3 separate regions of the Homo sapiens genome follow, and regions 2 and 3 are each linked to region 1. Evidence: chromatin loops called from intact Hi-C (ENCODE). Cell type or tissue: B cell. All regions are shown on one strand. Each heading gives the region's core, and the rest is flanking DNA. Links, peaks and the distances in the headings are about the cores only. Region 1 overlaps DTX1 (deltex E3 ubiquitin ligase 1). Region 2 overlaps OAS2 (2'-5'-oligoadenylate synthetase 2). Region 3 overlaps DRC10 (dynein regulatory complex subunit 10).

The links. A loop is a pair of places that touch in the nucleus more often than their neighbours do. Peaks named below come from ENCODE experiments on the same cell type or tissue, not always from the same donor. Only the 100,000 strongest peaks of a DNase experiment are listed, where the experiment ranks them.
Region 2: a loop joins it to region 1, with 6 times the contacts of the local background. A loop is called at or near these places in 1 of 110 quality-filtered maps.
Region 3: a loop joins it to region 1, with 11 times the contacts of the local background. A loop is called at or near these places in 1 of 110 quality-filtered maps.

Annotation. Positions count from the first base shown.
Region 1 is chr12:113,070,050-113,080,525 of GRCh38, forward strand. It overlaps DTX1 (deltex E3 ubiquitin ligase 1), which reads left to right. Exons shown (of 10, transcript NM_004416.3): 3 at 7,375-8,056. Among named protein-coding and RNA genes, the nearest start is that of DTX1, 19 kb to the left of the region's middle. In B cell, for the core only: no CTCF peak of the experiment used is centred there; DNase peaks (open chromatin) are centred at 3,665, 5,452 and 7,612; H3K4me3 peaks cover 1,698 bases; H3K27ac peaks cover 4,944 bases.
Region 2 is chr12:112,993,372-113,003,847 of GRCh38, forward strand. It overlaps OAS2 (2'-5'-oligoadenylate synthetase 2), which reads left to right. Exons shown (of 10, transcript NM_002535.3): 3 at 1,925-2,103; 4 at 4,149-4,384; 5 at 4,895-5,039; 6 at 9,561-9,731. Among named protein-coding and RNA genes, the nearest start is that of OAS2, 20 kb to the left of the region's middle. RefSeq lists an enhancer at 3,257-3,426. In B cell, for the core only: no CTCF peak of the experiment used is centred there; a DNase peak (open chromatin) is centred at 5,870; H3K27ac peaks cover 1,586 bases.
Region 3 is chr12:113,203,578-113,214,053 of GRCh38, forward strand. It overlaps DRC10 (dynein regulatory complex subunit 10), which reads right to left. Exons shown (of 5, transcript NM_001330452.2): 2 at 3,861-4,682. The coding sequence starts at 4,589. Among named protein-coding and RNA genes, the nearest start is that of DRC10, 12 kb to the right of the region's middle. RefSeq lists enhancers at 1,053-1,122, 4,472-4,601, 4,812-5,121, 5,272-5,431. In B cell, for the core only: no CTCF peak of the experiment used is centred there; a DNase peak (open chromatin) is centred at 4,914; H3K4me3 peaks cover 1,605 bases; H3K27ac peaks cover 3,298 bases.

The DNA.
Region 1 (10,476 bases), core at 2,873-7,872:
TGTAGGCTCCAGCTGGACCACTCACAGATGGCATCCGGTGTGCTCCTAACTGCTCCGTGCCTCTGTTTTCTCGCCTCTAAAATGGGGCAATAACACCCCCACCTCCTAGGGGTGCTAAACACACTCTTTCGCTTGAATGAGCTAAACACAGCCTGGGGCAGAAAAGTGTGCTCTCTGAGTGTGGATGGCTGTTAGTATTATGACTTCTGGGTTGGTGAAGGATTCAGTGAAGTCTCTGACTGGGGCCCAGCCACTGCCCAACCCCCGGTCACAGGCCTCAGCCTGTGGTGGGACTCCCCCAGCCTGACAGGATGTCCCATGACCGCCTCCCACGTGCCCCCTTCCCGTCAGGGTCTGGGTGCCCCCAAACTGAGATCACTTCCCTCCGGGAAGCCACCCCCAAAGGGAGGGGTTCCCTGCTGGGCCTTGAAGCTGGCCCAGCCCAGAGAGGAACCGTTTAGAGGCTGAGGGACCAGCAGGAGGAAGGCTCGGGGGCTCAGAACCCTCCCCCTTCTCCATGGAGTCAGCTGCTTCTTAAGGCCAAGAGGTGGGGGCTGAGGCACCCACATACCCACCTCTAGGCAGTGGGTTCAGATCGGGACCATGCTCTAGGGCAGAAACCTCACACGGCTAAACAACGGAAAGTAAAGCTGAAGTAGTGAGCTCTCCATCGCTGGAAGTATCCTAGGCTGTGCTACCACTTGGTGAGGTTGAACCCCATGGAACCAGTCCAACCTGGGCCTGCCTTTACTCCACGAGTGTGGCATCATTCCCAGCCCTCTGCTCTCACCCTCCCAAGAGTTCACCTCTCCGGGCCTCAGTTTCCTCATCTGTAAAATGGAAATAGTCCTGGTCCCTCCCTGGAAGCAATGGTGTGAGGATGGAATGAGTGAGTGCAAGGAGAGTGCTGAGTGCAGCATGTGCCATACAGTAGGTGCTCAATAAATGCTAGCCTTGGTTTCCCTGATTCTCCATGATGGTCTCAGCCTCCAGGTTTCCAGCTTCCCTTTCTTTTCATCTCTCAAGCTCGTTCTATCTCTGACTCCAGCTCTCTTGGTATCTGCCTCAGTTTCCCATGTTGGCCTTGGCCTGTCTCTGACAGTCTCTTTGATCATGTATGTCTCTCTCTGTCTCTCTCCATCCTGCTGTCACCCTGTCTCTGCCCCAGGCATGAAGCAGTCACTGGCAGCTGTGGCTGTGGCCGCCCCCACACCCGGTCTCAGGGGCCCAGCTTGTGCAGTCCTCCAGCTGACACTGACCAAAGCCCCTTTCTCCAGTTCAGCTGGAAGAAGCCTGGAATTTTTCTGCCAAACATTTTTAAGCAACTAGGGAGGAGAGAGAAGGGGAAGACAACAAAGGCAGAGACACAAAAACAGGCCGAGGCAGAGGCACGGAGCCCATGTTTGTCACAGGCCCCTAACTGCCTGGGGGACGCAGACCCTGTGGCCAGCACAGCAGGGTGCCCTGAAGGCCAGAGTGGGGTGTGGTCTGCTCTGGGCCACCAGCCTGAGGCCCAGCCTCTTTCCCAGGCTGAAGAAACTCCAGCCCCTTCTTAGACCCATTGTTCTGGCTGAAAATCTAGGCCATGGCCACTGCGGAGGAGAAGGAGCATTTCCACCACTGCTCCCTTAGAAATCTTGAGATCGAAGTCCAGGCAGGTCACCAAGGAACCAGCTGCCCACCCCCTCGGCCTGGTCCATGGCCAGCCTGGGCCGGAGAGGCGGACGGATGGGCAGGCGGGCAGCGGCGGGCGCTGCGGGGTGCAGGGCCCAGCGGGGAGGACAGCAGCTGCCCTAATTACTCCTGCTCTCCAGGTTCCAATCTTGTTTCAAAAGGACTCCAGGGACACAGCCTTTAATAACTACCAGTAAACAGGCAGGAAAATCGATACCTGGTAAATAGAGCCCTGGAGAGAGGGAGGCCTGGGCTAGCTGGCCCTGACGGGCTCCCAGAGTCCTTTGCTGCAGAGCTGGCCAACGCTGATGTTGAGAATCCTCCTCCTGGCCTGAGGGTCCTCCCCAGGGACCCCTCGAAGCTTGGCCTCCACCCTGGGGGCTGCTTGCTCTCCAATCTCCACTCCCTCTCCATCAAGCCCAGATTTTCCTCTTTCCCACTCCTCCAAGTGCCAAGTAGGTTGCCCGTCTCGCTTGCAGATGTCTTCTTTGCACCAGGCTTTGTGCCTGGTGCTCCAAACATAGTTGCATATCTGACCTAGTAGTCTTTGTCCTCCCAAAAGTGATCTACCAATGAGGATGACTAAGAACAAAAACAAATAATGACAGTGTGAGGACAGACATGCAATAAAAGACTGCTGCGTTTGCCAACTATAGCAACAGAACAGAGAAGCCCATGTTGGAGGAGATGAGCACATGGAGGGCTTTGCTGGATGAATAGGAGTTTGCCAAGTGAACAAGGGCTGGGGGAGGATGAATGTGGGTAACATATGTAATATCAGCCATTGTAGCTGTATTCATTGAGTGCTTACTAAATGCTAAGTGTTCTGCTAAGCACCTTTGCCTATACGTTATCTCATTTTGTTTCCCCAGTAATTCTTTGGGGTAGATATTAATACCCCCATTTTATAGATAAGGGCACTGAGGCTATGTGTGGTACCAGCCAGGATTTGCACAAGACCTGAGAGATTTTCTTTTTTTTTTTTTTTTTTTTTTTTTGAGACAGAGTCTTGCTTTGTCGCCCAGGCTGGAGTGCAATGGTGTGATCTCAGCTCACTGCAACCTCTGCCTCCTGGGTTCAAGCGATTCTCATGCCTTAGCCTCCTGAGTAACTGGGATTACAGGCACGTACCACCACGCCTGGCTAATGTTTGTATTTTTTAGTAGAGATCGGGGGTTTCACCATGTGGGCCAGGCTGGTCCCGAATTCCTGACCTCAGATGATCCACCCGCCTCAGCTTCCCAAAGTGTTGGGATTACAGGCATGAGCCACTGCACCTGGCTCGACCCGAGAGACTTCTGAGTTGCTTGAATCACTTCACTCTGCACCTCCTATCCCGGCCCCTCCCCTGCCGAGCTCAGGATTTGGCACACAGGGGAAGTTAAATAAGGCGGGTTCCCATTGCTTCCCTTCCTATCCTGCACATTTTTCAGGTAATACACTGCCTTCACCTCACCAGGAGCTGAATGGTGGTACTTCAGGCACATCAGCCTTGAAGATCAGTCATCACAACCCCTCATTTTGCAGGTGGGGAAACTGAGGCCCTGAGAGGGGAAGACCAGCACACAAGAGCAGGTGGGAGCAGGATCCAGGGTTTTCTCTCTAACTCACCTCCTCCCGGGCCTACTGTGGAGGAAGCCCCATCACCAGGGAAGAAATCAATCTGCACACACTCAATTAAAATGATAAATCAGGCATCAGAGTGAGGCTGCCCCAGAGATGCAGGGGAAGTTTTTGTCTGATTGGCTGGAACATGGTAGGTGCCCAGGGACCTTATTTCCTGGGGCTGGGCTGCCAGTCCAACCTCTCCACCTCTTCAACCCCGCCCCTTTCATATCAATAGCCATAGCTCCGTGCCTCGATTTCTCCAGCTATTGGGGCCTGTCCAGTTGGCAGGGCACAAGGCTAGTCTGTAGCCCTTGTGATTCTAACAGAGGAGAGGGCAGAGGACAAGCTCTTTCAGCCCTGAGTAGGGACACACCAGTGTGGAACAGTCTGAGTTCCCCTATCTGGTTGCAGATCCCTGGGCCAGGCACCCGAGGAAGATGCCAATTAACAATGGAAATGCCTTCCAGGTTTTGAGGTCCTACTGTGTGCAGGTACTGTGCCAGGTGCTGGGAGTACAGCAGTGAGCAAAGCAGACAAGATCCCTGACTTTGCAGCTGACAGCCTAGAGTGAGGATACGCAGCATAAAGAATGCATGCAGATTAATACATCATGTCACAGCCTGGCGCAGTGGCTCACACCTGTAATCCCAGCACTTTGGGAGGCTGAGGCAGGTGGATCACCTGAGGTCAGGAGTTCGAGACCAGCCTGGCCAACATGGTGAAATCCCGTCTCTACGAAAAATACAAAAAAAATCAGCTGGGTGACACATACCTGTAATGCCAGCTACTTGGGAGTCTGAGGCAGGAGAATCGTTTGAACCTGGGAGGCAGAGGTTGCAGTGAGCCGAGATCACGCCACTGCACTCCAGGCTGGGTGACAGAGAAAGACTCTCTCTCATATATATATATAGTCAGTCAGGTAATGCCAAGTGCCAGGGAGGAAAATAAAGCAAGCTCAGAGGACAGCAATAGGAGGGCTGCACTTTTAGATGTTTGAACACACACCTGTAAGAAAGAAGGGAGGAAATGATGAGAACATCTGGGAATGGTGAGGTCATATTCCAGGCAGAGGGAACAGCCAGTGAGAAGGCCCTGAGGCTGGACAGTGCCTGGTGTATTTGAGGAACAGCAAGGAGGCCAGGGTGGCTGGAATGGAGTGAGTGATAAGGGGGAGGTAGACAATGCCAGAGGAGGACAGGGCCCCACAATGTGTGATTTCGTTGTAGGTCATGGCAAGGACTTTGGCTTTTACTCCAAGTGAGCGGAAGCCAGGAAGGATTTTGAGCAGAGGAAAGATGTGATCTGACTTGCATTGAGCAGGATCCCTCTGGCTGCGGTATGGGAAATGGATTACAGAGGCCAGTCATGAGTCTACTGCAATGGTCCAGGCAGGAGAGATAACATGGCGGGGACTGGGTGGTGTGAGTGCAGTGGGGAGCAGTGGTCAGATGTGGATGTGTTTGAAGGTGGAGATGACTGGATTTACTGACAGATTGGAGGTGGGATATGAGGTAGAAGTCAAGGATGAGACCAAGATTTGGGGGTCCAAGGAAGAGCATCCGGAAGCGCAGGAGCTGCCAGGAATTGCTATGTGAAGACTTCAGGAGGAGCAGGTTTGGGGCAGGGGAGAGCAGAGCTGAGTTCAAGGTGCCTGTTAAACCTCTCCAGGGAAGGGTCATGAACCTGGCTCCCAGGGGAGAAGACGGGGCCAAAGATGGCAGATTTTGGAATCATCAGAGTAGACACGGTATTTATCTCAATTGATCCTCTCAGCAACCCCACAAGCAACTGTTGCTACAGCTGGCAAACGCAGCAGTCTTCTATTGCATGTCTGCTTATGCCCATTTTCAACATGAGAAAACTGGGGCCCAGAGATGCTGAGTTGCCTACGCACAGTCACAGAGCTGGAAAGTCAGAAAGTCAGGACTTGAAGTGAGGGCTGTCTGCCTCCCAGCCCTGGGGTCCCACCCAGACCCTCTGCAGCTGTTCTCACTCACTCCTCCCCCAAATACTGTGTGAGAGGGAAGGGCTGGGTCATGGATGATCACCCCTCTTTTTGAGATGGGGCCACTAAGGCCTGAGGAGGCTTAAGGGACTTTCCCGCAGTTGAGGGGAAGTCAAGTGTGCAGCCTTTCTGCAGGTGTGCCAAATGAACCCAGCAAAAGACTCACTTCATCAGCCCCAAGACACAGAGCAGGCTAAAGGCTCTGAGAAGTCCTGCGGCCTGGACCTTGGGTTATCTCTGGTTAGCCCAGAGTTTCCCGTGGAGCCTTGCTGTCAGGGGAGCACGCAGAGCTTTGGCAAACATGAAGCTGTGGTTTGGAGTAAAGCCTCAGTGCCCTCCTTTATGAAAGGGGGCCCACCTGGCAGTCAGCAGTTGTTTGTTGAAGGAAGTAACAAATGAAACAAACAGATGAATGAAAGTAACAAATAAGCAAATGAAGGAATGGACGAATGCAGGGATGAGCACAAAGTGTGAATGAATTAAAAAAAAAAGAATCCATTTGTGACCTAATGAATTTATTCATTCATTCAACAAATATCGCTCGAGCACCTGCTGTGTGCAGGTGCTGGGGATATAGCAGTAAATAAAACAAAATCCCTGACCTTGTGGCTATTACATTCTAGCGAGGGGGGGACAGACAGAAACCAAGATAAATGGGTAGAATGTGAAGTATATCTGAGGGAGAAAATGGAGCGGGGAAGGAGAGAGGGGAAAGTACGTGGGGGGTGCACATTTTTAAATAGGATGATGGTAAATGAAGGAATGTCTGAATGCCTGAATACGGGAGTGGGCTGAAGATGGAGAATACATAAAGGTATCAATTTAAAAAAAGCATAAGGGGCCCAGGGGCGGTGGCTCACACCTGTAATCCCAGCACTTTGGGAGGCTGAGGTGGGTGGATCACCTGAGGTCAGGAGTTCGAGACCAGCCTGGCCAACATGGCAAAACCCCATCTCTACTAAAAATACAAAAATTAGCCCAGCAAGGTGGTGCATGCCTGTAGTCCCAGCTACTCAGGAGGCTGAGGCAGGAGAATCGCTTGAACCTGGAGGCGGAGATTGCATTGAGCCTAGATTGTGCCACTGTATTCCAGCCTGGGCGACAGAGCAATACTCTGCCTGGAAAAAAAAAAAAAAAAAAAGTGGGGCCGGTCATGGTGGCTCACACCTGTCATCTCAGCACTTTGGGAGGCCAAGGCGGTTGGATTGCTTGAGCCGAAGAGTTTGAGACTTAGCCTGGGCAACATAGGGAGACCCCTGTCTCTAAATAAATAAATAAAATAAAATAACATAATGGATGACTGCAGGCACGAATGAATGACCTAAGGAAAGAATCAATGAATGAATGAATCATTGAATGAAGGAATATATGAATATGTGAACTAGGGCATGGATAAGTGAATGAACTAATGCAAGAATTGTTGAATGACTAAATGAAATAGTGCTTAAATTAATGAACTAAGGCATGAACAGATTGATGAATGAATCATTGAATGAGTGAGCAAACTATAATGAAGAAGAGGACTGCATGGGGCCTATGTGCATGGCCTTGGTCTCTGTCTATGCCTGCCCCACTTTATCTGACTCTGGTCTGAAGAACCCCCAGGCCCCCTTTGCCCTCCCCCGCACCATCCAGGGCCTGTGATAACCCCCACTTCAGTGTCTGTCTTGGCCCTGGAGAGGTGGAGGGTGGGGGAGCCCTCCACACCTTGCTGGTTTCCTACCCCAGGCTATCTTGGCACCCCCACCCTGTTTGGTGGCTCTCCCGCCCCTACGCCCAATCTACTGACCACGCGCCCCTGCCCACCTCTCGCCCCAGTGCTATGCGCTGAACCTTTAGCCCCGGCCCCCCTCACCCTGGCTGCCGCCTGTCCTGACCCTCCAGCCTGTGCTGAACCTCATGCCTGGGCCTTGACCTCCTTCCTCTCCGTGCATGTGTTGACCCTCTCCCCAAGTCTGGGTGGACCCCCTGGAGGCCTGTGCTGACCCCCCAACCTCCCGCCCACCCTTGCCTGGCTGTGGCCCGCCCTTCCAGCCGCGCAGACCAACGCCCGCTGTGCTGACGCCTCCTCCCCATTTCGAGTACAGGCACCATGCGGCCCGTGCGGCGCAACTTCTACGACCCGTCGTCGGCGCCGGGCAAGGGCATCGTGTGGGAGTGGGAGAACGACGGCGGCGCATGGACGGCCTACGATATGGACATCTGCATCACCATCCAGAACGCCTACGAGAAGCAGCACCCGTGGCTCGACCTCTCATCGCTAGGCTTCTGCTACCTCATCTACTTCAACAGCATGTCGCAGATGAACCGCCAGACGCGCCGGCGCCGCCGCCTGCGCCGCCGCCTGGACCTCGCCTACCCGCTCACCGTGGGCTCCATCCCTAAGTCGCAGTCGTGGCCCGTGGGCGCCAGCTCGGGCCAGCCCTGCTCCTGCCAGCAGTGCCTGCTGGTCAACAGCACGCGCGCCGCCTCCAACGCCATCCTGGCCTCGCAGCGCCGCAAGGCGCCCCCCGCGCCCCCGCTGCCGCCGCCGCCGCCACCTGGAGGGCCTCCAGGCGCGCTTGCCGTGCGCCCCAGCGCCACCTTCACAGGCGCCGCGCTCTGGGCAGCGCCCGCCGCCGGCCCCGCCGAGCCCGCGCCGCCTCCCGGGGCGCCCCCACGGAGCCCGGGCGCCCCCGGCGGAGCGCGCACCCCGGGGCAGAACAACCTCAACCGGCCCGGGCCCCAGCGCACCACCAGCGTGAGCGCGCGCGCCTCCATCCCGCCGGGGTAAGACGGGGCCCAGGGGGAGGGGGCCTCTGCGTCGTCCGCAGGCAAGGACGAAGCCCGGGGGTGGTTGGCCACTAGGGCAGGAGCAAAGATTACAATAATAATAATGACGATAAGTAATATCCAGCATGCACTAAATGTTCATTTTGTGCCAAGCATCAACTAAGCACCTTTACATGTTCCCACACATCTATCTCCATGCATAAGGACCCTATGAGGTAGGTACCATCATCACCTCCAGTTCACAGATGAAGAACTAACTCCCCCAAGATCAGACAGTTCACAAGTGATGGGGCCATAATAGCAACATCAGCAATGGTGCGTGTTCCATGTTTATTATTTGCTAAACCCGTTATATGTATCACCTCGTTTATTCTGCCAAACAGTTCTACCATGTGCATATTATAGATGGGGAAACCGAGGCTAGGAGAGCTATGGTGCCTTCTCATTTATTCCACCAAACAGTTCTACCATGTGCATATTACAGATGGGGAAGCCAAGGCTGGGAAAGCTATGGTGCCTTCTCAGGGTCACCGGGGAAGGGTAGACATTGGAGTCCAGACCTGCCCAATTCCAAAGTCTGTGCTGTGTTGTCTTAGGATTTTTAGAGGGCTTCAGAGTCCATCTGTCCTTGTCCCAGTCCATGCCCACCTCACATGGTGGCTCGAGCAAGCATCAGCTGCTTGTCCAAAGTATTTCCCCATAGGCTGCACCTGAAATACCACAATTACTCTGGGTTAATACTATGGTTTGCACACTGGGCTCCAGGGACTCCCGGGGTGACCTGGAATCGTGGGGGGTGGGGTAATAGAAAGCCAGGCAAACGAGAGTCTGTCTCTCTGCTCTTGTTTTAACCAGAGCAGCCCTTTTTGGAAACACTTTTATGAACTGGCTTTCTCAGCATGATTTTATTAAGGATGGGCACCCAGCTTGTATCAAGTTTGCAAATTCTTGGGTTAAGGTGTCCCAGGCCCCAGGATAGGGACCCAGTGAGCTGCTGTTGGGTGCCTACCCTGGACTCCAGATTCAGTCATCTGAGCAAAGAACCAAGCCCTGAGGGGTGGCAATGAGAGGAAAGATCAAAGACCTTGAACTTGGGACAGACCAGAAGAGAAAAGACCAGGGGGGTTTGGACTGTGGTCCCCAAGAGGAAGAGAGGGCACCCAAAACCAACTGTGCTTCAATCACTATGGCATGGCCGGGGGAATTGATAATGATGGTCCGAGATCACCAAAGCTCAGATCTGGATGCGACCTTTGGGGTCACTGCATCCAGCTCACCCCTTTTATTATGGGCAAACAAGGCCTGGGAAAAGGAAAGGCCAGGACCCTGAACTAGGTGGCCCTATTCACCTTTTGTCCCTTTGGGAGTCTGACTTCCTGGGTTCGAATCCCCTCTTGGCCACTTCTCTTTTTTTTTTTTTTTTTTTTTTTTTTTTTTGAGATACAGTTTCACTCTGTTGCCCAGGCTGGAGTGCAGTGGCACAATCTCCACTGACTGCAACTTCTGCCTCCAGGGTTCAAGTGATTCTTCTGCCTCAGTCTTCTGAGTAGCTGGGACTACAGGTGCATGCCACCATTCCCGGCTACTGTGTGTGTGTGTGTGTGTGTGTGTGTGTGTGTGTGTGTGTGTTAGTGGAGATGGGATTTCACCATGTTTCCCAGGCTTGTCTTGAACTCCTGACCTCTTGTGATCTGCCAGCCTTGGCCTCCCAAAGTGCTGGGATTACAGGCATGAGCCACCATGCCCGGCCCCCTTCTTGACCACTTCTGAGCTGGGAGACCTGGGACGAGTCCCTCTCCTTCCTTGAGCCTCAGTTTTGTCATCTGTCAAATGGGAGCAGATCTTCCCACCATGTGAAAACGCTGTGTACCTGAACACAGCATCTACACTGGCAGTAGTTCAGCCATGGCCGTTAGGACTACTTTTGCTCTCCAGGAGGAGGGTTGGCATGGAGGGCGGGGAAGCTGTAATTTTCCAGGGATGCATCACAGCCACTACCACCTGCCTGCCTGGTCATTCCTCTCGGAGGAGAGGGTCATGGGGACAAACAGAGGTGTGTCCCATGTGACCTCAGCCTAGGGCAGGCCCAGTGCCAACAGAGAGCAGACTTGAGGGGGTCAAAGAAGACCCCTTGGGGAAGCCTTGTCCAAAGCTGCAGGATAGAGTCACTGAGATCTCAGGGAGATCTCAGGGGGCTGAAGTATCAGTTATGGCCCCTTATAGACAGCAGCTGGGCTCTGGCTGCCTTACAAAAAGAGGGGCTGGAGGTCCCAGAATGACAAGAAGAGTGGGTCCTAGAATGACAGGCTAGGGGGAGTGTGGGAGGGGACAGAACCAGAAAAATTCCAGGGACCTCTGCAGTAAGAATTTGAGAACCTTCTCTCTGGGTAAATTTATTGTAACCCACAAGAAGACTG
Region 2 (10,476 bases), core at 2,998-7,997, 77 kb before region 1:
TTGTGAGGCTTGTATGTTTCACTGTACATAAAAGGCTTAGAGTAAACACACCATAAACGTTAGCTATTTATTATCATTATGGGGGAAGATAGAATGCTCTTTCCGTCAACCTCCCTGCATGCCAAGTGCCCAGAACCATGCCTAGGGAGTCAGTAAATATCCACTGGGGTGTATGAAAGGAACAAGCTAGCTGCTTTCTCCTGGTTTCTTATCTAAATGTGTTTATGGGCCAGGGAGCTGGCTCACGTCTGTAATTCCAACACTTTGGAAGGCCAAGGTGGGAGGATCACTTGAGGCCAGGAGTTCAAGACCAGCCTGGGCAACAGGCTTTTTTTTTTCTCCAAAAAAAAAGCCAAACATGGTGGCACACGCCTGTGGTCCCAGGTACTCAGAAGGCTGAGGCAGGAGGATCACTTGAGCCTTGAAATATATTTGAGGGTACAGTGAGCTATGATTGTGCCATTGCAGTCCAGCCTGAGCGACAGAGAAGACTCTGTCTCTAAAAGTAAGAATAATGATGAAACAAACTCAGTAGTCCTATAGACCATTTTTTGTTTGTTTTTGTTTCTATTTGTTTGGTTGTTTTTTTGTGGGGGGGGGAGGGTTGTTTTGTTTTTTAATGAACATAGAAATTGACCCTTCTGATCTTAAAGCTTGAAACTTACATTTGTTTTATCTAAGTTCCTTCCTCAGAAAAGGAACCTCAGACCTCTCAAAAAGTATCAAAGAACTGAAACTCACCAGTCACTGCATCCAGACAATGGGATGTCAAATCCCTTATTCCTCATGATTACCTCCTTACCCCTCCCTAATTCCCGTTTTCCCACACATAGTTACATTTCTTCCCTGCTATATAGAACCCTAACTTTAGTCTGTCAGGGAGAAGGATTTGAGACTGATCTCCCATCTCCTCAGCTGCAGCACCTGATTAAAGCCTTCTTCTTGGCAACACTTGTTTCCGCCATTGGCTTTCTATGTGGTGAGCAGCAGGACCTAGACTGAACCCCTGGTGTTTCAGTAACAGTAATCAATCAATAAATGTGTTTATTTTATTTTTATTTTTATTTTGAGACAAAGTCTCACTCTGTCACCCAGGCTGGAGTGCAGTGGTGCAATTATGGCCCAGTGCAACATCCACCTCTCGGGGTCAAGGAGTTCGCATGCCTTAGCCTCCTGAGTAGCTGGGATTACAGGCACCTGCCACCACGCCCAGCTAATTTTTGTATTTTTAGTACAGACGGGGTTTCATCATGTTGGCCAGGCTGGTCTCAAACTCCTGGCCTCAGGTGATCCGCCTGCCTCAGACTCCCAAAGTGCTGGGATTACAGGCATGAGCCACCGTGCCTGGCTAAATAAATGTGTTTATAAACAGTGGAACTCAGCTAGCAAGAATGGAAACCCATTGATTAAACCAGCCCCTGTCCCCAGACCTCCAGGGCCCTGCTGCCACCTTGCCTGCCTCCTCAAAGTCCCTGTACCCTGACATTCTGAAGTAAAATATTCACAGGATGGACTCAATGACAGAATATATTGCATGTAAAATATAAACTTTCCTTTCTTCCAGATGTATGCTAACTATGCCAACACAAACAATTTTTTAAAGAACCCACTTGCTCCCTACTAATTTGGATAATTCCCTTTCTCGTTTATAATTCCATCTCTTGTCCCTCCATTAGGTTCTGCTGATCTTGTCTTGGGTTAACACCATACTGTTTTCATTACAGTCAGTTTAGACTACACTTTATTATCTAATGGGCCAAGTCACCCTTCCCTACTATGTTTTATGTAAAGGTACCTGTCCTCTGACCGATTAAGCAAGAGTCGTGTGCTATCAAACTATAACTGACCTTCATTGTAGAGCAACCCTGGCTCTCTAAAACCAGGTTACATAAATAACAACGTTCCAATTTCTGTTTCACATCAGGCTTAAATGATAATCCCAGCCCCTGGATCTATCGAGAGCTCAAAAGATCCTTGGATAAGACAAATGCCAGTCCTGGTGAGTTTGCAGTCTGCTTCACTGAACTCCAGCAGAAGTTTTTTGACAACCGTCCTGGAAAACTAAAGGATTTGATCCTCTTGATAAAGCACTGGCATCAACAGGTAATTTTCCAACTGTCTATATATGGTTATCATTCATTTCCTTTTTATCGAGATAATTGACATCCAGTAAAGTGCAACAATCTTAGGTATACAGCTCAACGCATTTTTTACAATCTTACCAGCAACACCCAAATCAACATAGGGAACGTTTCGTGTACCCCAGAAGGTGCCTCAAGCCCATTGTCCCCCTAGTAATCCTCCCAAACAAACCCCTATTCTAACATCTATTACCACCGCAGATTAGTTTTGCTTGATTTTAAACAAACAATGTAAGTGGGATTATATGGTACATACTTCATGTCTGCCTTCTTTGGCTCAACGGGATGTCTGAGAGACTCATTCATATGGTTGCAGGGTCTTGCTCTGCTGCCCAGGCTGGAGTGCAGTGGTGGGATCTTGGCTCACTGCAACCTGTCTCCTGGGCTCAAGCAATCCTCCCATCTCAGCCTCCCAAGTAGCTGGAACTACAGGAGTGTGCCACCATACCTGGCTAATTTTTGTATTTTTTGTAGAGATGAGGTTTCACCATGTTGCCCAGGCTGGTCTTGAACTCCTGGGCTCAAGCTATGTGCCCACCTCAGCCTCCCAAAGTGTTGGGATTACAGACATGAGCCATGGCACCCAGCCATAGTAGCACTTTTTTTCATTGTTTTCCCATATTCAATTGTATTAATGTAACACACATTTATCCATTCTGCTGCTTTGGGTCATTTTCAAATTGGGGCAATTTTCAAATAGATGATTGGGTCATTTTCAAATTGGGGCAATTATGAATTAGGTTACTATGGGTATTTCCCTACATGTCTTTTTGTGAATGTAAGCATTCATTTCTCTTGGATAAATATGTAGCAGTAGAATTGCTGGGCTATCCAGTGCACATATATGAATGTTGTGTACATATATGCGTGTAAATATATAAAATATATATGTAGTTTGTTTTTTTGTTTAACCATAGCAAATCTTGCCGAATCATTTCCAAAATCTTACCAAATTATACTCCCATCAGCAAGATGTGAGTTTCAGGCATATTCTCAAACCCAACTGGGGATCTGCCCACCCAGCGCAGCAAAGCCAAACAGACTTTGGGATTGCAGTGAGAGAGTGAAGCATTTATTGCAGGGAGCCAAGCAGGGAGAATTGGGCAGCTCATGTTTAAGAGCCGAACTCCCCGATGGCTTACAGGTAAGGGTTTTAAAGGTGAGGGGACAGAGGTTACAGGCAAAGCCATAAATCAACACATGGAGGCTGTACATTGGTTTGACCTAAAAAGGTGGGACGTCTCCAAGCAGGAGGGAGGAGGAGGATGGGTGGCGCTGGTCACAGGATTCAAAGACTTTCCAATTTGTGATGGGTGAAATGGGCGAAGCTTTATCTAAAAATTTCAGATCAGCAGAAGGGAACGTTAGCTCTGGCTCGTAGGTGTGACCTCCTCCAAAACCCTCAGGAAGAAATTTAGAACAAAGAACGAGGTCAGGGTTCAATCCTCAGTTTCCCCTCATCTGAGGTCTACCTGCCAGTGGATTTGCTTGGTGGGGGCCTGAGTTTCTGAAAATCAACTCAGGGACATATGCTAAGATGTTATCTTTAGTTTCTATAGGGAACAAAACATCTTTTGACTCTAACTTCCTTGGCTACTGTTTTAAGTGACTATTACCTTCTTTTTTGTTGTTTTTGTTTTATTGGGTTTTTTTTCACTGCTCCTGTAGACCCTGAACTACTGTATTTTTGCTTATCGAGTTGCTCATTGACTTTTCAAGGCTAGTAAGGTGCCTGGAATTTCCCTCGAAAGAACTCCAGATTTTCCTTTATTTTCATGCTTGTGGGATGGGAGCAGTGGGTGGCCTGCAGACACCTAAGAGAGGTCCCTGCTCCATCCCAGTTGTTCCACATCTTTGTCAAGACTTGGTATTGTCAGTCCACTGAACTGTAGGCATTCTAGCAAAGGACAATGACTTCCTGTAGACCTCTGGTTTCTTGATTTCAGATCCCTGACATGGTAAGAACTAGATCCCCCAATGAGCTGCTACCCTTTCCTTATCCCACAGTGCCAGAAAAAAATCAAGGATTTACCCTCGCTGTCTCCGTATGCCCTGGAGCTGCTTACGGTGTATGCCTGGGAACAGGGGTGCAGAAAAGACAACTTTGACATTGCTGAAGGCGTCAGAACCGTACTGGAGCTGATCAAATGCCAGGAGAAGCTGTGTATCTATTGGATGGTCAACTACAACTTTGAAGATGAGACCATCAGGAACATCCTGCTGCACCAGCTCCAATCAGCGAGGTGCCAAGCTTCTCACACCCTATCCCTGTACCTCATCATCCGCATGCCAGGCATACCTCTTTGGAATGAGATCTCAGCCTTGCCCTATCAAGCCAGTGCTGGACCAGAAGAATGGCAGCCACCATGGGTGGGGAGGCAGATGGGTCTGTCTGAAAGAGGGGAGGTCCAGCCAGTGCTTTTCACATTCCAAACCATAGTCACATTTTGTCCCCTAAACAAACACTGGAGAGACACTTCCCCTTATAGAAGGAAGGAGCTAAGAGAGAAAGGGGATGGGGGGCAGGAAGAGGAGACCACTTTGTTATTTTATTAATAGAATGTCTCTGTAAAGCAGCAAACCCAGGGCCAGAGGGGCTTGATGTCGTAGACAAAATCCCTCAGCAGCTTGGAGGAGCTGCAGGAATCCAAATTCAAGTTGCCGGATTCCCACTCCAGGCCTCTTTCCCCAAAACAGATTTTGCCTCCCACAAGCAGCTCAACTGACTTTTTTTAATCTAATGGAATACACAGGCCAGTAATCTTGGATCCAGTTGACCCAACCAATAATGTGAGTGGAGATAAAATATGCTGGCAATGGCTGAAAAAAGAAGCTCAAACCTGGTTGACTTCTCCCAACCTGGATAATGAGTTACCTGCACCATCTTGGAATGTTCTGGTAAGAGGGTTTTCCAAATACAGGGTGTTTCATGCTGCAGGAAGGTCTTCCTGACACCCAGGCTAGGTCTTATCTGAGAGTACTCTATATTCGTTTCCTGTATTGCTGTTACAAAGTTCCACAACACAGATGGCTTAAAGCCACAGAAATTTATTCTCTTACCATTCTGGCTATTACAAGTTCAAAATCAGGGTGTTGGCAGAGCCAAGCTCTCTGCAGGCCCTAGGGAAGAATTATTCCAGGCTTCCTGCAGCTTCTGGTGGTTGCCAGCAGTCCTTGGCTTGTGGCTGCATCACTCCAGCCTCTGTCCCTGAGGTCACATGCCCTTCTCCCTACATGTCTTCACATCACCTTCCCTCTGTGCATGTCTGTCTTATCATCTCCTCTTCTTCTAAGAACAACAGTCATACTGAATTAGGGCCCAACATAATGACCTAATCTTCACTAGATCCCATTTGAAAAGACACTATTTCCAAGTAACACACATTCATCGATACTGTAGGTTGGAACCCCAGCATCTTTTAGGGAGACACAGTTCAACCCATCACACACCATCAGGGCAATGACTGTGAAGTGCAAAATGGAACAAAGAGAAAGGGGGGTACCCAAAGATGCGAGATCTCAATTAATTTTTGCAAGAGAGAAAGCTGGTGAGCAGGTGGAGACATGAAACGGAGCATTGCTCAGAGAAGGGGGTGGCAGTCAGGCCTGTGGATGCCAGGACAGGCTCTGAGCTCCGTTCAGGCAGGTGCCGGGGGCAACAGTCAGAAGTGCGGCCGAAACAAGAGAACCAATTAAGGCACCAGCTGTGAAACAGGTGCACTGGCCTTCCCCCTCCCATCCCCAAAAGGAGAAGTAAATCTGTCAACACAAACTCCCCTGCATGCTCAGTGCTTATTAGAGAAAAGCCATCCAAGAAGAACCTTCCCAGGTTAGACCACTGAGCCCTCTCAGCTTTCCTGGGAACCGCACTGGAGACAACTGTATTAATTGAGGCCAAAGAGGCCAATCAAATTCCACAGTTCACAGACAGATTAATTTATATTCAAGTTATGGGAGGCGGAATCTATACCCCGTTTGCACAGAAGTTTGAAGGCTAACTGAGTACCAATCTGGCATGTAAATGAAGATGTAAATGAGTTTAGCAAACTTCACAGAGGTTGGGGAGTCTATGAATGGGGAACTTCCCTAACTGGACCCAGAAGGATCAGGACGCTCTGAGCAGTCACCCCTGTGCCCACCCTAACCCCTACTTTCACTGGACCCCTGGTCTTTGCTCTCTGACCCCAATTTTCCCGGCTTCTTCAGACAGATTTTTTCAAAAAATTATCCCCCCGACCTGACATCTTATTCTGAAGCTTTGAAACATTTAAAAAGTTAGAAAAATGATTCAGTAAACTCCTATGATCCCCTCACATAGATGCAGTACCCATGTGCAACATTTGCTATGTTACAGTTTGTGTGTGCACACGTTATTATTGTTGTTGTTACAGTTGTTTTTAATCTTTTTTTAAGAGATGGGGCTATAACTCGCTACATTGGCCAGGCTGGTCTCAAACTCCTGGGCTCAAGTGATCCTCCCACCTGGCCTCCCAAAGCTCTGGGATTACAAGCGTGAGCCACCTCACCTGGCCCATTGTTATAGTTGTTGTTTATACTGAGCCCTTTGAGAGTAGACTGCCAGACATCTCTTTACCCTTAAATGCTTTCATAGGGATCTCTGAGAACAAGAATATTCTCTTCAATAACCTCCATGCCATGATCAAATTCAGGAGACTAGGAGTCATATATTATTGTCCCAATACAGCCCATTGGGATGATTTCGACAGTCATTCCAAGAAGGGCCTTTATAGGACATTCTTTTCCAACCCAGAAGCACATGTGGCATTTAGTTCCAAACATCTCCTAAACCATCTTTTGATACTCACTGTGGCTGTTTTTGTTCTGCTATCCCATCAACTTCTATTTTGAGAACTGTGAGACCATCCCTGTCTCTGCAGTTGTTGAAGAAAATTTAGGCCCAGGAACCACTGCATAAGGCGGTCCAAACATTGGGGGCTCATGCACACATACACACACACACACACACGTACATGCATACACAAACATGCACACACACACTCACACATGCACACACATGTACTCACACCATGCACACACGCACACACGCACACACATACATGCATACACACATGCATACATGCACTCACACACATGCACACACGTACTCACACCATGCACACACATGCACTCACACACATGCACACATGCACTCATGCACACACATGCATGCACACCATGCACACACATGCACTCACACACATGCACACACATGCACTCATACCACGCACACATATGCACTCACACACCACAAATATTCTGCCCTGTGGAAGGGGCAGTGTTGGCAATGAATATTCCTTCAATAGGCACCGTCCTCAGCAACTATAAGGCCAACTTACAACATCTGAGAACAACCAAGGTTGGCCTTCAACTTTCAAGCTGAGTGCCCTTCCCCACCTCCAGGTGAGCTAGCCCATCTTGTCTGTGTTGCCAGCAAAAGTACAATATTTGTATAGAACAGTAATTACTTGCCTCTTACTGCTGTTTTAAAAAAATGCCCTAAACTTAGTGGCTTAAAACACATGAATTTGAGCCAGGCACAGTGGCTCACACCTGTAATCCCAACACTTTGGGAGGCTGAGGCGGGAGGATCACTTGAGAACAGGAGTTTGAGACCAGCCTGAGCAACATAACAATACCCCGTCTCTACAAAAATAAATAAATAAATTAGCTGTAGTCCCAGCTAGTTGGGAGGCTGAGGCAGGACGATCACTTGAGCAAGGGAGATCAAGGTTGCAGTGAGCCATGATTGTGCCACTGCATTCAGCCTGGGTGACAGAACAAGACCCTGTCTCAAAATTACTTTTGCACCAACCAAAAAATATATATATACATATATATACACACACACATATACACATATATATACACATATATACATATATACACATATATGCACATATATATACACATATATACATATATACACATATATACATATATACACATATATACACATATATATACACATCTATACACATATATATATACACATATATATATATACATATATATGCTTCCTCACCTTTTCAAGCTCCTTGAGGTTGTCCAAATTTCTTGGCTCATGGCCCCTTCCTCCATCTTCAAAGCCAATAGCATAGCATCTTCCAGCCTCTCTCTCTACTTCCAACATCACACCACCTAACTCTAACTCCAACACCACCACACTCCAACTCTAACCCTCCTGCCTCCATCTTATAAGTACCCTTGTCCTTATAAGCACAGTGGCTCACGCCTGTAATTACAGCACTTTGAGAGGCTGAGGTGGGAGGATTGCTTAAGACCAAGAGTTTGAGACCAGCCTGGGGAACCTAGTGAGACTCCCATCTCTACAAAAAAAAAAAAAAAAAAAAAAAAAGCTAGGCGTGGTGGCACAAACCTGTAGTCCCAGCTACTCAGGAGACTGAGGCTGGAGGATCCCTTGAGCCCAGGAATTGGAGACTGCAGTGAGCTATAATGGCACCACTGCCCCCCAGCTTGGGTGACAGAGCGAGACACTATTTCTGAAAAAACATGGGTTAGAATCATGGGTTGGAAGGCTACCTGTTGGGTTCTATGCTCACTACCTAGGTGATGGGATCATTCATACACCAAGCCTCAGCGACATGCAATTTACCCATGTAAAACCCCACACATGTACCTCCTTGAACCTAAAGTAAAAGTGGAGAAAAATGTATTAATTAATTCAATTAAAAATTAAAATTAAGAGGAAAAAGACCCCTGTGATAACATCAGGCCAAACCAGGTAATGCAGAATAATCCTCCCATCTCTAGAGACTTAACCACGTGTGCTTCAGAGGGAGCACAGCTGTGCCAAAACCTGGACTTTGAACTGTTGGCCTCCAGAACTGGGAGAGAATAAACTTCTGTTGTTTTAAGCCACCTAGTTGTGGTCACTTGTTATGGCAGCCTTTGGAAACCAACACACCCGCACATGGCGTGTTTAACGCAGGCTGATACAACCTTAAGAAAGGAATGGATGTGGTCATCAGCAATCTCCAATACCTACAGCAAATGGGAAGACAGGGAAGGACCAGAGGTGTAGGTAAAGCAAAAAGCCACAGGTCATTAGGAAGTGATGCTCCAACTGGGCATGGAAAAGGAGTTTGGAGTTAGGAACACGACAGATCTGTCTGGACAAGGATCCAGATCTCTCCTAGGGGGAAGGAGGGGCAACTAGGACAGTTTTTGTGTCTGTGGGGGGTCTTGTGTGCCACTCCAAACTCTCAGGTGTGTTCTTGGGATGTATTTGTGCAATGACAAAAGACGGAAAAGATGCCAGCCCACGAGCAGGAGGGCAGTTGGGAGAGGCAGGGTAGGGGGCCCAGTACAGGCAGGAAAAGAAGCCTTGGGTGGGCTTACAGGTGCCACTCACACTTGGGGTCTTCCTTCCTTCCCCAGCCTGCACCACTCTTCACGACCCCAGGCCACCTTCTGGATAAGTTCATCAAGGAGTTTCTCCAGCCCAACAAATGCTTCCTAGAGCAGATTGACAGTGCTGTTAACATCATCCGTACATTCCTTAAAGAAAACTGCTTCCGACAATCAACAGCCAAGATCCAGATTGTCCGGGTGAGCACTGGCCTTTCTCATGTCTTGTTGGAATGATGTAATATTGGGCATTCCTGGAAGGGAGGTAAGTGGGCATTGTAGCTCTCCAGGATCCATCTACCTTCAGAAACTTGAGGAAGGGAAGCCAGGAGTTAAGGGAACTAGGACACTAGTTTTCAGGGGGGTTGTGGATAGACTGCCTAGGTCATTAACAACACAACTTTGATTCTGTATTGTTTTTCTTGGAGCTGTTGGCCGTCCTTGGGGCTCTTGGGCCTGGAGACACATCACTCCCGTCTCTGCCTCTGTCATCACCTTTTCTTCTGTGTCCTCCCCCTTCTCTTCTTTTCTAAGAACACTTGTCATAGGATTTAGGGCCCAGCCTGATCCAGAATGATCTCATCTCCAGGTCCTTAACTCAGTTACATCTGCGAAGACCCTTTTTCCAAATAAGGGCACATCCACAGGCCCCCAGAGCATGTATTTTTAGGGGTCCACCATTGAACCCACTGCAGATTCTAAGGAGCTTAGAATCTCCTTCTCCTTTGAGTGACTGGAGCCCGGCTTGCCCCATCAGCTGAGCTAGAGATTTAGAGGCTTTTGTCATTCTTGTCCGTGGCTCAAAGGCCACGGGGCTGACATGTTTCTCTCTGTTTACTGGTCACACGACCAGATAAACGTGTCCCCGTGGTCACAAGAAGGGAAGGAGGAAAATGTTATTATGTACGCGTAAATTTCTGCGTTGATGCCAGAACAAATCTGTGCA
Region 3 (10,476 bases), core at 2,269-7,268, 130 kb after region 1:
CAATTCTTGTGCCTCAGCCTCCCGAGTAGCTGAGATTATAGGTGCACGCCACCACACCCAGCTAATTTTTATATTATGAGTAGAGATGGGGTTTCACCATGTTGGTCAGGCTGGTCTCGAACTCCTGACCTTAGGTGATCTGCCTGCCTCAGCCTCCCAAAGTGCTGGGATTACAGGCATGAGCCACTGTGCCCAGCTAATTTTTTTTTTTTTTTTTTTTTTTTTGTAGAGATGGGGTTTCACCCTGTTGCCCAGGCTGGTCTTGAACTCTTGACCTCAAGTGATCCATCTGCCTTGGCTTCCCAAAGTGCTGGGATTATAGGTGTGAGCCACTACTTCCAGCCAGACACCCCATCTCTAAAAAAAGAAAAAAAATTAATTAGGCAGGCATGGTGGCATGTGCCTGTAGTCACAGCTACTTGGGAGGCTGAGGCAGGGAGATTGCTTGAGCCCAGGAGTTCGAAACCAGCCTGGGCAACATAGCGAGACCCTGTCTCTACAAAAATGTAAAAAATTAGCCAAGAGTGGTGGCGCATGCCTGTAGTTTCAGCTACTCAAAAGGCTAAGGCAGGAGAATCGCCCAGGAGGTCAAGGCCGCAGTGAGCTATGAACGTGCCAATGCACTCAAGCCTGGGTGACAGAGCAAGATCTTGTCTCTAAAACTAAAAACTTCTAGAAACCAAATTCCTTGATTAGGCCTCAAAGGCCCTGTGTGATCTGTCTCCTTCCCCTGCTTTCCCAGCCCATCTTTGTCCCTTCCCTCTAGCTCACTGGCATTCTCTGGGTTTCTGAACTAGCCAGGCTTATTCTTGTCTCATTACTGAGGTGCACTCTACCCTCCACCTGGAACAGGGGTTGGCAAACTATGGCCCACAGGCCGAATCCAGCCAGCCACTTGTATTTGTAAGTAAAGTTTTGTTGGAACACAGCCCATTCATTTACATATTGTTTGTGGCTGCTTTTCCCCTATAACAGCAAAGCTGAGTTGAGTAATTGCAACAGACCATCTGGCCCACAAAGCCTAATGTTTTTACTATCTGGCCCTTTGTAGAAAAAGTTGGGGCCAGGTGCGGTGGCTCACACATGTAATTCCAGCACTTTGGGAGGCTGAGGTGGGAGGTGGGAGGATCACTTGAGACCAGGAATTCAAGAACAGCCTGGCCAAAATGGCAAAACTCTGTCTCTACTAAAAGATACAAAAATTAGCCAGGCGTGGTGGCACATGCCTGTAATCCCAGCTACTCAGGAGGCTGAGGCACAAGAATCACTTGAACCTGGGAGGTGAAGGCTGCAGTAAGCTGAGATCATGCCATTATACTCCAGCTTGGGCATAGAGTAAGACTGTCTCAAAAAAAAAAAAATAGTTCGCTGATCCCTAGCTTGGAAGGTTCTTCCTCACTGCACTTGCCTGGTTCACGCCCTCGCATTCTTCATATCTTGGCTTCAATGTCCCTGACCTTTTGGTGTTAAGTTCTCCTGTAACACTCCCTTTGAGAAGTACATTGTACTTCTCAAAACTGTAATTAAATGAATTCTTTAATTCCTACCTTCCTTACTGTGAACTCCATGAGGCTGGAACCACATGGGCTTATTTATAAGACCTGGCACCTAGTAAGTACTTACAATAATTTGTGGAGTAAATGAATTTTTTTTTAAAAAAAAAAAGCTACTTAGGCCAGGCGCAGTGGCTCACGCCTATAATCCCAGCACTTTGGGAGGCCAAGGCGGGCAGATCACTTAGGGTCAGGAGTTCAAGACCAGCCTGGCCAACACGGTGAAACCCCATCTCTACTAAAAATAAAAAAATTAGCTGGGCATTGTGGCGGGCACCTGTAGTCCCAGAGACTCGGGAGGCTGAGCCAGAAGAATTGCTTGAACCCAGGATGTAGAAAATGAAATAGAGGTTCCTCTTCAAAGGGACTTTCCTCCCAGTCTAATTCAGAATAGGTAGTAACCTCTCTTAGAACCAAAATTTACTCGAAGACCTGTGTTAATATTCTTCAATTCTGCTAGCTGTAATAAAGAAATCAGGCCGGGCGCGGTGGCTCATGCCAGTAATCCCAGCACTTTGGGAGGCCGAGGCGGGTGGATCATGAGGTCAGGAGATCGAGACCATCCTGGCTAACAAGGTGAAACCCCGTCTCTACTAAAAATACAAAAAATTAGCCGGGCGCGGTGGCGGGCGCCTGTAGTCCCAGCTACTCGGGAGGCTGAGGCAGGAGAATGGCGTGAACCCGGGAAGCGGAGCTTGCAGTGAGCCGAGATTGCGCCACTGCAGTCCGCAGTCCGGCTTCCGGCCTGGGCGACAGAGCGAGACTCCGTCTCAAAAAAAAAAAAAAAAAAAAAAGAAATCAATAGGCCGGGCGTGGTGACTCACGCCTGTAATCCCAGCACTTTGGGGGGCAGAGGTGGGCGGATCACGAGGTCAGGAGATCGAGACTATCCTGGCTAACACGGTGAAACCCCATCTCTACTAAAAATACAAAAAAAAAATTAGCTGGGTATGGTGGTGGGCACCTGTAGTCCCAGCTACTCGGGAGGCTGAGGCAGGAGAATGGTGTGACCCTGGAGGCGGAGCTTGCAGTGAGCTGATATCACACCACTGCACTCCAGCCTGGGTGACAGAGCAAGACTCCGCCTCAAAAAAAAAAAAAAAAAAGAAATCAATATACTCTGTTCTTAGCTCCCACATTTTAGCTTAGATATTTGCCTTGGCATACCTGAACCGGTCCAAGCAAGCATTAGGTCATAGCCTATTCCTCTTCCTTATTTGGAGGTGTTTTTGCCTCTCTCAGCATTCCAGGAGTTACTTGCTCTCTTCCTTTGTTTCCCTCTGCCTTTGCCTCTTTTGGGAAGTTCTAAATTGCTAGCCAATCGGGTTGAGTACAGAATGTGAGGTCCTGTTCCAGCCAATGGAAACTGGACACAGCAGTAGGGTGGATGCGTCAGGTTATAAATGACCCCGTCTCTTTTGTTCATGTGTGCTCTTGTGGCAAGACTGCTAGCAAGCAGCACCCTTTCTGCAGAGAGTAAACTAGCCTTGCTGAGAGATCCTTTGTCTCAGTGTTGATTTTGGCGACACCGAGCACCCATTCCCAACACAGGAGGCGGAGGTTGCAGTGAATCAAGATGTTGCCACTGCACTTTAGCCTGGGTGACACAGCAAGACTCCATCTTAAAAAAAAAAAAATCACTGGGGAGGCCGGGCATAGTGGCTCATGCCTGTAACCCCAGCACTTTGGGAGGCCAAGGCGGAAGGATCTCTTGAACCCAGAAGTTCGAGACCAACCTGGGCAACGTAGCAAGAGCCCATCTTTACAAACAATCAAAAAATTAGCCAGGCATGGTGACACACACCTGTAGTCTCAGCTACTTGGGAGGGTGAGATGGGAGGATTGCTTAAGCCTGAGAGATGGAGGCTGCAGTGTGCTGTGATCATGCCACTGCACTCTAGCCTGGGCAACAGAGTGAGACCCTGTCTCAAAAAAATCAGTCAATCAATTGGCCAGGCGCAGTGGCCAGCACTTTGGGAGGCCAAAGCAGGAGGATCACTTGAGGTCAGGAGTTCTAGACCAGCCTGGCCAACATGGCGAAAACCTGTCTCTACTAAAAATACAAAAATTAGCCGGGCGTGGTGGCATACGCCTGTAATCCCAACTACTTGGGAGGCTGTGGTGGGAGAATCGCTTGAACCTGGGAGGCAGAGGTTGCAGTGAGTCGAGATTACACCACTGCACTCTAGTCTGGACAACAGAGCGAGACTCCATCTTAAAAAAAAAATCAATCATTGAGGAAAAACCCAACCAACAAAAGATTTGTGTGGCTTCTTCAGTAATTTCAGCAATACTATGAAACAATACCTCTGCATTCCTGTTCTTCATTCTCTCCGCCAATTCCTTTTCAAGAGTATCAATGATTTGTTGGTTATTACTATTCTGTCTACTGATATCCTGTAAGAACTGGGCCTTATCCCTCGCTTCCATGGGACTAGTGAGTAGTTTTTCAAACAGGAAACCACGGAGCTCTATCAGGCTGTCAATAAAATTCTGGGCTTCTGCACTTCTACCCTGTGTCTGCATCTGCAGGAGCCTAGCAGCCTGGGGGTTGCTGAGCAAGAGTCTAAGGACGTTCTTGGTGGAGTCTTTGATCTGCTGCATAAGTGGTGAGAGGCTGGATTTCTGCAGCTCTATGGAAAGGAGGCGGTCTCTGAGCCACCCTTCCTCCTCAGCCTCTTTCTGCTCCTGCAATTGCCTTTCTTTCTCTTTCAGGCACCTGACGTTTTCAAGGAGGACCTGGCAGAGATCCTCATGCTCTCTCACTGCCCTCATGACGTCCTCCCCCAGCATCCCCTCCATATCCTCTCTGTTGGATGCCACATACGACAGCAAGGTCACCAGCTCCACCTTGTAGATCGCCTCATCCAGGATGGACATGATCCTTTTGGCCTCAATGGTGGTGAGTTTGGTCCTAGAGAGAACCAAGGGTTTTAGTGGATCAGCTGGCCTTTTAGATGGGTCTGTCTTTGGCCCTATTCTGTTGATGGCAGGGGCCTGATACAAAGGGGCCATGGCGAGAATGTCTAAAGCCATCTTGTGAGCAGCCCTCTGTGCCTCTGTAGGTCCACAGAGATGGAGACTTCGGTAGACTACTTGGGTCTCGTGCTTTTATTGTCTCTGGCCATCCTGCAAAATGAAGAAGTAGGTGTGAGTGCAGCTGTGCTGACATCTGTGTGGTTAGTGTGGCTGCAGAAACCACAACTGTTGACATCAAGAGTTCATCTTAGGTCCTCTGTCGCTTTTACACAGAACCTTTCACTGGAAGCAGTTTTCAGCTTTGTGAGGGTGTTAGGGCCACAAGGGCAGGAAGACCAAGTGTGGAGGCATCTCAGGCACATGTGTCAGGCGGGGACCAGCCAGGCATACAGACAGCATTCTAAGGATTTAAAACCAGAGACTGGTTACATCAGTGATGGGAGAGTTGAGAGGCCAACCAGGGGAAGACAAAGCCATCCCGCAATTGTCAATGGCAGGAAGCCACCACATGAAGAGATGGTGAGCCTGGGGCCCAGGGTCACCCAGGGGAAGTTTGAACCACAGCCATCAGTTCCCAGAGGAGCTAGAGACATTGCCGGAAATGCAGATTAAAGAAGGGTGGCGGTGGGGGAGGAGAAATACCCTGGTTTCTTTCTACTGCCCTTGGCCAAAACCAGCAGGAAACCAACTGACAAGCAGCCTGGGCGACGGAACCACAGGCCTCAGCCTATGTCTGAGCAGGACAGGGACAGGGCAGAATGCAGTGTAAGACTAACAGGACTAGGAATGGCACATTTTCACTGATTTTAAAGTTTTTTGGTTTGTTTGTTTATTTGTTTTGAGACAGAGTCTTGCTCTGTCGCCCAGGCTGCAGTGCAGTGCCATGATCTCGGCTCACTGCAACCTCTGCCTCCTGGGTTCAAGTGATTCTCCTGCCTCAGCCTCCTGAGCAGCTGGGACTACAGGTGCACACCACCACGCCTGGCTAATCTTTGTATTTTTAGTAGAGACAGGGTTTTGCCATGTTTGCCAGGCTGTTCTCAATCCACCTGCCTTTGCCTCCCAAAGTGCTGGGATTACAGGCCTGAGCCACCACGCCTGGCCATTTTTAAGTACTGATTTTAAAAATTGGTGGGTGAAATATAACTTTGAAATACAATTTAAAAAACTGTTTCACTAAATGTAATGTTGTATTCTGGATTGGGTTCTGGAGTGGAAAAAGGACATTAGTGGAACTGGAGAAATCCAAATCCAAATCCAAATCTAGTCTAAAGTTTAGTTAATAGCATTGTACCAACATTAATTTTGTAGGCGCTCTGTTACCCTGGCTGGAGTGCAATAGTGTGACCATGGCTCACTCCAGCCTCGACCTACTGGGCTCAAGTGATCCTCCTGTCTCAGCCTCTCAAGTAGCTAGGACTATAGGTGCTCGATGCCTAGCTAATTTTTTAACTTTTTATAGAGATGAGCTCCACTATGTTGCCCAGACTGATCTTGAACTCCTAGGCTCAAGCAATCCTCCCACCTTAGCCTCCCAGTGCTGGGAATACAGACAGGAGCCACCGTGCCGGGCCTAATTTTGTGGTTTTGACAAACACATCAAGGTTATCTAAGATGTTAACATTAGGGGGAGCAGAATGGAGGGCATACGGGAACTCTCTGTACTATCTTTGCAACTTTTCTATAAATCTACAATTATTACAAAGTAAAAAGTTTAGTTAAAAGACTATTTCAGGCCAGGCATGGTAGCTCACACCTGTAATCACAGCACTGTGGGAGGCCGAGGGAGGTGGATCATCTGAGGTCAGGAGTTCAAGACAAGCCTGGCCAACATGGCGAAACCCCGTCTCTAATAAAAATACGAGAGAATGCCAGGCATGGTGGTACGCACCTGTTACTCAGGTTAACCCCAGTTACTCAGGAGGCTGAGGCATGAGAATCTCTTGAACCTAGGAGGCGGAGGTTGCAGTAAGCCAAGTTTGCATCACTGTACTCCGGCCTGGGCAACAGAATGAGACTCTGTTTCAAAAGATAGATAGACAAATAAATAACTGTTTCAGAAAAATCTATAGGGCAATCAGAGATCAGTAATTTATATTGCTTTCATAGTACAATGGCTAAAAGTACTAGCTTTGCACAGCCCCACTTGGGTTCAAATCCTTGCTGGGGGTCTCTGGGCTGGTCATTTAATCCTCCAGAGCTTGGGCTTCCTCAGCTGTAAAACAAGAGTCCTCAGGATGAATGAGAAGCCTGCACGCTGTAAAAAATGTTCAATAAATAACTAATAGCACTAACCCAGGAAAACGAAAATCCCAAGTCCAGGACTTTAATGATTTCTGATGCAATTGCTGAACGAACACCTACTGCCTTGGCCAAGCACAGGGGCTCACGCCTGTAATCCTAGCACTTTGGGAGGTTGAAGTGGGAGGATCGCTTGAGCCCAGGAGTTCAAGACCAGCCCAGGCAACATAGCAAGTCCCCATCTCTTAAAAAAGAAAAAAAGAAAAAAAAAAAAAAAAGAACACCTACTGCCCAGGATGTCTGCTCACCCCCCAACACCATGTCTCAGATGGACACCCCCCATAACATCCCCATCCCTCACCCTGATTCTTCTTCATCTCTTCCCCCTTATCCTGTTCGTTCTCCAGGTTAAGTATCACCATCTGACATCCCTATATGCACCTGTTTATTTGTTTATTGTCTGTCTTTCCCCCTCTCCTAAGAAGTAAGCACCAATGAAAGCTGTAAGTTACTACTTACAGGTTACCTGTGCCACTTTTATTTTCATATTGTCTGTAGATGTGAGAAATGTTTTGAAGAAAGAATCATTAGGACTTGAGTGAAAGAGTTTTGAGTTTGGGTGACTGGTAGAGAAAGATGGGGCCCTTAAGAAACTATGGCAGAAATTGGGAGAGGAGAGGACATTTGGAGGGGAGGACAATGAGCTCACTTTTAAACTCATTGAGCTCTAGCTGCCATACTGCAGTGGACAATGGTGTCTTGGCCTTCCCATTATCCAGGGAGTGCAGTGGCACGATCATGGCTCACTGCAACCTCGACTTCCTGGGCTCAAACAGTCCTCCTGCCTCATGCTCCCGAGTAGCTGATACTACAGGCACGTGCCACCATTCCCAGCTAATTATTGTATTTTTATTTTTGTAGATATAGGGTCTTGCTATGTTGCCCAGGAGAAGGAAGTGACACTTGAAGCCACAAAAGATAACTTCAACTCACCAAACCAAAGAACACACCAAGAGAATGGCAGGGAATCAAAGAAACACCCAAAGTGACTAAGAACGAAAAAGAAAGGCAGGCCAGATCAGGTGCTAAGGATGTTTAGTTCCTTGGCAAGGCAGAATGTATTCAATATCAGGCCAGGTATCATGGTTCACGCCCGTAATCCCAACACTTTGGGAGGCTGAGGCAGGAGGATTTGTTGAGCCCAGGAGTTTGAGGATGCAGTGAGCTATGATCAGGCCACTGCATTCCAGCCTGAGCAACAGAGTGAGATCTTGTCTCTTAAAAAAACAAAAAAACAAAAAACAAACCAGAAGCCCCTTTGGGAGCAGAGGATTGGGAATTATCTTCAATCACTTTGATTCACACACACTTCCTGCTCCCTAATGAATCTCATGAGATCCTTTGAGGCTTTTCCTGAAGACAAAGTTTTAGGAGGCTGGGCATGGTGGCTCACAGCTGCAATCCAAGCACTTTGGGAGGCCAAGGAGGGAAGATTCCTTGAGCCCAGGAGTTCAAGATCAGCATGGGCAACAAAATGAGACCTCTACAAAAAGTTAAAAAAAAAATTAGCCTGTCATGGTGGCAGGTGCCTGTAGTCCCCGCTATTTGGGGAGCTGAGGCAGGAGGATTGCTTGAGCCAGGGAGGTTGAGGCTACAGTGAGCCATGATCGCACCACTGCACTCCAGCCTGGGTGACAGAGCGAGATCCTATCTCTCCTCTTTTTTTTTTTTTTTTTTAAGCTGGAGTTTTGCTGTTGTCACCCAGGCTGGAGTGCAATGGTGTGATTTGGGCTCACTGCAACCTCTGCCTCCCAGGTACAAGCAGTCTCCTGTCTCAGCCTCCCAAGTAGCTGGGATTACAGGCGTGCACCACCACGCTAGCCTAATTTTGTATTTTTAATAGAGACAGGGTTTCATCATGTTGGCCAGTCTGGTCTCAAACTCCTGACCTCAGGTGATCTGCCCACCTTGGCCTCCCAAAGTGGTGGGATTACAGGCGTGAGCCACCATGCCCAGCCTAGATCCTATCTTGTAAGTGAAAAAAAAGTTTTAGGGACAGCCATGGAGATTTCTCAGGCTCTCTGAGGATGAAGGATCTTTGCCCATGGCTACAGGATGAATGTGAACAAGGTAGTTAATGAATGCAGTCCTCTCCATTGTACCCCAAAGCTCTCAGGCATAAATCAAAATGCCTGAATTCTTCAGAGAGTGCGGCTGGAAACGCAACGTTACATGAAATGTTTCCAATTTGCTTTCAGCCAAATTACCTCTTTTGCTTTAAAGGGCAAACTTGTTTTCTTTGATTATGATGACACCCATCATTTCTTGACAGCTCATTTGGGTGAACAAGATAAAGCCCGTGGAACTAGGATTGAGGGGAAATGCATCTGACTCTGACGACAAAAATGACTGGAGAATCTCTTTTCCTTGAATCCTAATATGATCATTTCATGTCCTTTTTAATGCCACCAACCTTAATATTTAAATCATTTCCAACTTAAGCATCTCCGTTTAAAATTCCTGCCCTGAGAGTGAAGCAAATTGTTAATGGATGGGAAACTTTAATTGGATATTCCCTTTATTTGTCATTAATTCTGCTGATGAACTTTATAAATGGAAATATATCTTTATCATGCAAATTATACCTCGTCTTCATTCAAACAGGCTTGTTGGATATTTTATTAATTTTGCTCTTAGAATATTTTGAGGAAAAAAAAGATTTGAACTAAATTATATATTTTTTCCCCCTGGAGAGAAGGAAAAAACCCAACACTTAACAACTACCCTACAAATCCAAACTGGCAAGTGGAAAAGTCAGAGGGTGCTAAAAAAAAAAAAAAAAAAAAAAAAAAAACCAAAACAACTGGAGTGTGGGAAATGGATTTCTCTCTCTCTTTTTAAATTCACTCTTAATTTAGGTTCGGGTTACATGTGCAGGTTTGTTATATAGGTAAATTTCATGTCATGGGGGTTTGGTGTACAGATTATTTCATCACCCAGGTAATAAGCATAGTACCTGATAGGTAGTTTTTCCATCCTCATCCGGATCTCATTTTAAGGAATACCATTTTAACATTAGCTAAGTAAGTTCTTGAGAACTTACTGTGTAGCAGACACTGTTCTGAATGCTATATACGAATTAATTCCTTTAATCCTTGCAACAACCCTATGAGGTAGGTGCTATTATTACCTCTATTTCACAGATGAAGAAAGGGAGACAGAGAGAGAGGTTAGATGATTCTAGTTAGTTTACAGCTAGGAAGTGACAGGGCCTGCACCCCATCAGCACTATTCTGTCCAGTCTCTTGATTTTAAGATTGACTTCTGGCCGGGCGCAGTGGCCCACGCCTGTAATGCCACCACTTTGGGAGGCTAAGGCAGGTTGATCACTTGAGGTCAGGAGTTTGAGACCAACCTGGCCAACATGGTGAAACCCTGTCCCTACTAAAAATACAAAAATTAGCTGGGCATGGTGGTGGGCACCTGTGGAGGCTGAGGCGGGAGAATTGCTTGAACCTGGGAGGTGGAGGTTGCAGTGAGCCGAGATTGCAGCACTGCACTCCAGCCTGGGTGACACAGTGAGACTCTGTCTCAAAAAAAACAAAAACAAAAAACAAAAAAACCAAGGTCTTGCTATGTTGCCCAGGCTGGTCTTGAACTCCTGGGCTCAAGAGGAATTTTCTTTTTAGCCTCAGAAAGATCT